Linked DNA regions of Mus musculus: region 1 is linked to region 2. The links are chromatin loops, found by intact Hi-C in ENCODE. Cell type or tissue: left cerebral cortex. All regions are shown on one strand.

The links. Hi-C counts contacts between places; a loop is a spot of excess contacts. Peaks named below come from ENCODE experiments on the same cell type or tissue, not always from the same donor. Only the 100,000 strongest peaks of a DNase experiment are listed, where the experiment ranks them.
Region 1: it touches region 2 in a loop (2.4-fold over the local background); 3 of 42 quality-filtered maps call a loop at or near these places.

What each region holds. Positions count from the first base shown.
Region 1 is chr16:30,313,164-30,315,663 of GRCm38, reverse strand. Atp13a3 (ATPase type 13A3) reads left to right here. Exons shown (of 34, transcript NM_001128096.1): 34 at 1-2,500. Among named protein-coding and RNA genes, the nearest start is that of Gp5, 3.6 kb to the right of the region's middle. In left cerebral cortex, a CTCF peak has its summit at 1,227 (motif pointing right); a DNase peak (open chromatin) is centred at 1,240.
Region 2 is chr16:29,648,501-29,651,000 of GRCm38, reverse strand. Opa1 (OPA1, mitochondrial dynamin like GTPase) reads right to left here. Exons shown (of 29, transcript NM_133752.3): 28 at 1,990-2,064. The coding sequence ends at 2,000. Among named protein-coding and RNA genes, the nearest start is that of Opa1, 70 kb to the right of the region's middle. In left cerebral cortex, no CTCF peak of the experiment used is centred here; DNase peaks (open chromatin) are centred at 501 and 1,219.

The sequences.
Region 1 (2,500 bases), 660 kb before region 2:
TGCACTGTTGAGCTTTTCTGACGCTGTGTCAGAATGGCACTAGTTCAGTTTATATCCCTCTCATAATATGGCAGTTCATTAAAATACAAAGCAGTAAAATGTCATTTGCTGTACGATTATTAACTATAAATCTGGCTATTTCTTCATCCAGTAACCTAAATATGATATATACTTTATATTGGGTATGAGAGATCTGTGTTTGGGTTTTATAGATTTTAGCTTTTGACACGTTTGCCTCTTTAAATTTACTTTTCATAAATCCCCTTATTAGAAAGTTCTTTTACATATAGGCCCCAAAATTGTGATTATTAAAAATATAGTTAATTGTGATTAGCCTCCAGTGAAAATAGGTTGAAAGCCTGTTTTGATCCAGTGTTTTCTCCCAAAGAACTCTACGTTAAACATACACCAGTTTTCTTTTATGACCTGGAGTTAGGAGTGAGTTTGTGTGTTGTTGATAGAGCAACTCAGGTAATTTCCATTTCTGGTTTTATATTCTCTGTATCTCCTGCCTGGGTGTCACTTTCTAGACAGTAAGGCGCTCCACTGCTTGCTGTCTGAGATATCCTTCATAGTATTCCATGGCTCCCATACTGCAGTCTAGTTAAGCAAAGAACTCTCACTAGAAAGGTTTATTTCAGCCGGGTGTGGTGGTGGTGCACGCCTTTAATCCCAGCATTCGGGAGGGAGGCAGGGGCAGGCGGATTTCTAAATTCCAGGACAGCCTGGGCTATACAGAGAAACCCTGTCTTGAACCCCCCCCCCCCCCGCCACCCCCAAAAAAAGGTTTATTTCTGAGCAGCCAGGCATGATAAGTAAAGGCCCCTAGTCCTGCACAGGAGGCTGAGGCAGGAGAATTGTTTAGTCCTGGAATAGATAGTAAAAGCCTGTCTCAGAATACACAAGCAGAGAAGGATCGGGGTTATGTCTCTTGGCAGTAGATCCCATTCATACCTCTTCAAACCTATTTGTTTTTTTTCTTTTGGGACTTATATGATTTTAAATATTTCATATTCTCCCTCCCACTCCTACTCTCCCTCCTTCCCTCTCTCCATCCCTTCCTCCTACCTAAAGGAATGGAATGATGCTGTTTTTGTTTTGAGTTTGACCTTAACCTTGCTATGTCTCTCCTTTGAATAATGGGGCTTAAAAGAATAATGAACATGGAATTTGAATTACTTTTACAAAGCAATATGAACTTGTAGAGCTTGTCTTGTGCCATTAGGTGGCACCAGAGATCATCACATACCTATTTTGTAACAAGTGAGCTTGAGAAAATTAAGAAAATATATACATTTATTTAGCCAAAAGGAATGAAGAAAGCATTTACACATTTGTGTTTTATCTGATTCTGTTCAGTTCTCAAGGAACTTTCACAATGCTTTCCTAGGTAGGACCTGGCAGTTTGGCAGTGCCTTCAGTTTAGCATTGCTATAAAATGAACCCTGAATTAGCGAAACAGTGTAACATTATTCTGTGTTCTTTATTAGCTAACTACAAGTGTATGCTTTCCACTCTGGTTGATCATTAGTTCCCTAGTACATACTTAAAAGTTTACCAAATGTTAACCAGATTTTTGAAACCTCCCCCCCCCCCTATTTATTTATTTTTTATGTTGGAAATACCCGAATGATGTTTGGTAATTGTAGAAAAAGTAAATGTGTCTCAGGATCACTATTACTGCTGTTGCCACTAGTGATTCCTAGGAAATACATAATTGACTTTTTCCAACAAAATGTATATTATTACATGTTAGATAATAAGAACAATTGTCCCGTGAATGATTCTATGAAGCTATGCATCTTAGACCTCTTGAGCTGTGAATTAGCACTATTTTCTATGGTTACTTATTATCTATTGTTTTATACTTTCTATGTTCATTTCAAATAATGTTAATGTTATTCAATCATTTTCTGAATTGTTAACTCTTATTCTTTGGTTTAAATACTGAAACATGATTAATTGCTAACTACAGCTTAGAAACCCAATATCAGTTGTACTTAACATCTTTAAGAGCATGATCATAAAGGCTATTTTGACAGTTCATTTTAACATTTAGAGTTGATAAGGGTTTATATCTCATCTGTCCATATTGTTTGCAAAGGAACAAGGTTTTATGTAGGTGAGAGAAAGCATTTGTACGAAGTTAGATTTGAACATAGATAAGATAGGTTATTCCAGTTGAGAATATTGTTCGAAGAATGTCTGTGAATGCAGACATGGGTCCTGCTTAGTGCCATAGGTAGACTGAGTCTTCTGTAAGTCATCATTACATAGTAATTTTGGTTCTGAATTTTACATTAAATTATTTGAATATATACAGACCTAAATTTTAAAATCTGTACATATATTATTTTGATGTATTAAGATTGATAATATTGCTGATTTAAATTTTATTTATGCACATACTTAAAGGACAGAAATGTCTGGTAAAGTAATTGTTAAATAATGATATGTAGCTTTTTAACTTTTTAAATAAATAAGATTTTTTAATGTGGGT
Region 2 (2,500 bases):
ACTGTATAGAAAAGTCATTCTGCCAGTCAGAGGCGCTCCATAAGTGCTGACATTACAAAGTGGGAGCTATTTTTTCAGATGCTGGGTAACTTTAACAAAATGGTCAAACTAAAGCAAGGCTGCCCGCTCTAGATTCACTCCACTAATGGATACTTGAGGTAGGAAATAGGCCAACTGTCCAATTTACATACATTGTGAAAGACTCTAGAGGCATAGAAGTGAAGGGGGAGAGAAAGGCCTTAGGGACCTCAGACAGGTAGATCAGGGAAATTAGGATGGCTTCCCTTGCTCAGGGCTTTCCTACATACAAATATCACCACAGCCCACACCTCGGGATTGCCTCTGGAAGAAAACAAACAAACAAACAAACAAACAAACAAACAAACAAATGTATGTCCAGGCAGGGAAACAAGTCTAGACACTATCCTGACTAGGTTACATTAGAGACTTCCATCTATTATGTAAGATGCCAGCTGGCTTTTAGACTCATTTAGCTTAAATATATTTGTATCTTTCTCTGTGACTTATTTTTAAAATTATGTGTATGCACATGAGTGTAGTGCCTGCAGAAGAGGCCGTTGTATCTCTTGGAGCTGGAATTGCAGGAAGGAGTGTGCTGCCTGATGGGTCCTAACCACTGTGCTATTCCCCCTAGTCTATAGCCTCTATCTATCTATCTATCTATCTATCTATCTATCTATCTATCTATCTATCTATCTATCTATCTATCTATCTTTGTTTTTTTCGAGACAGAGTTTCTCTGTGTAGCCCCGGCTGTCCTGGATGGAACTCACTCTCTAGACCAGGCTGTCCTTGAACTCAGAAATCCGCCTGCCTCTGCCTCCCAAGTGCTGGGATTAAAGGCGTGTGCCACCACTTCCTGGCCTATAGTTTTTATTTTTAACAGGGTTTCACAGATTTCTTCATCTAATGTCATTTCTGTAAACAAAATGCCATGATTTCTGGTGCTCCCCAAGAGCACCTTAGGCCAGACCAGAGAGCCCGGGGGGTGGGGGGGGGGAAAGGGGGGGGGTGGGACACGACACGACGCTGCCTCTGCCTCTCCAGCACTGGGATCCCAAGCCAGGCCTTTCATGTGAGTGCTGGGGACTGGACTCATGCTCCCGCTTGCACCCAAGCACTCTGCCAGTTTAGTGAGCTCCTTGGCATCTCCTCCAAGGCTTCCTAACTCCTTCCTCCCTTCCTCACTGCTGGTACACTGCTCTGAATAATGCATAATCCAAGCAGTGCCTCCCTGGCAGGCCAATTCTCTCAGCTTCCCCTGTGGTGAAGAAGCACAATGTCCCTGGTTCTAAGGCTTTCTATCCTGGGAGGAACTAGACATAGGCAGGGAACTATCCGTTCACCAAAGTTCTTCAGTGATAAAAGATTTAAATAAGTGATAATAGCTTAGACACAATTCTTATCTCAACTTAATCAAAGCCAGTGACTTACTGATAGAAATTCCTTAGTGATAATTAAAAATTAGCTATATTAAGAGTAACAAATTCTAATGGTATTAAAATGACTATAAGTAGGAAAAAGGCCTATCTAAATTTTGTAAACAAAAGAAGTAGATTAAGAACAATGACTAATTGTTAATTATTAGCCAAGCCAAATAAAGAAGCTTTGTAAGCTGAATATTTAACAAACACAATTACCTACTGTGAGCATGAGGTTAAGATAAAGACAGACCCAGATCCATTTTTCAATGCAGAAAACAAGTCATATGCATGTTAGAAAATCATCACTATAAAACATCTTTACCAACCCTGGTTCTGTCTGACATGAGTTCTGGAGGATGATTTCAGTTTAGCCAGAAGGCAAGCAAAGGGTTTACCGTGTGGCCCAATACCCAGCAGGCTGGTGCAGAGTCACAAGGATCGCACAGTGGAGAAGCAAACGTGATGCAGTCATAGCCCCATAAACTACTAGGAAAAGTTTCGGAAACATGCTTTGCATGCAGTGCCCAGTGTCAGAATCACTCACTTGACACAGTCTACTTCTCCTGGTGAAGAGCTTCAATGAAAGCATCAAGCTTTTCTTGAATTTCTCTAACTTTCTCTATGGAGATAAAAAGAGAGAAATACAAACACATTTACTTTTCAAAGGCATCAGAAATTATTAGAGACAATTCCTTATTATCAAATCGTCTATAAAACTTTAACTGCTGAGGAAAAGGGGGGAAATCACTTTCACCTCTCGTGGTCCATGTCCAGGGGGATCAGAAGAGCAGCAAGCAGCCACTTGTGGAAGGGGAGGGGAGAAACGCTTGACAGACCCCTTTCGGAAGTTACTAAATAAAGCTGTGGGTACCTACACATAGGTGTATTCACAGATTCCTTGACGCTCTACCAAAGAAATGCTACGGCTAGTTATAGGAATTAAGAGTAACTAGAAATGGCGGCTCCCATCTGTGAACCAGCACTAGGGAGCTGACTGTGAGGTGAATGCTCTCCTGGGCTGCACTGCCAGACCCTTCTGTCTCAATGACAACATG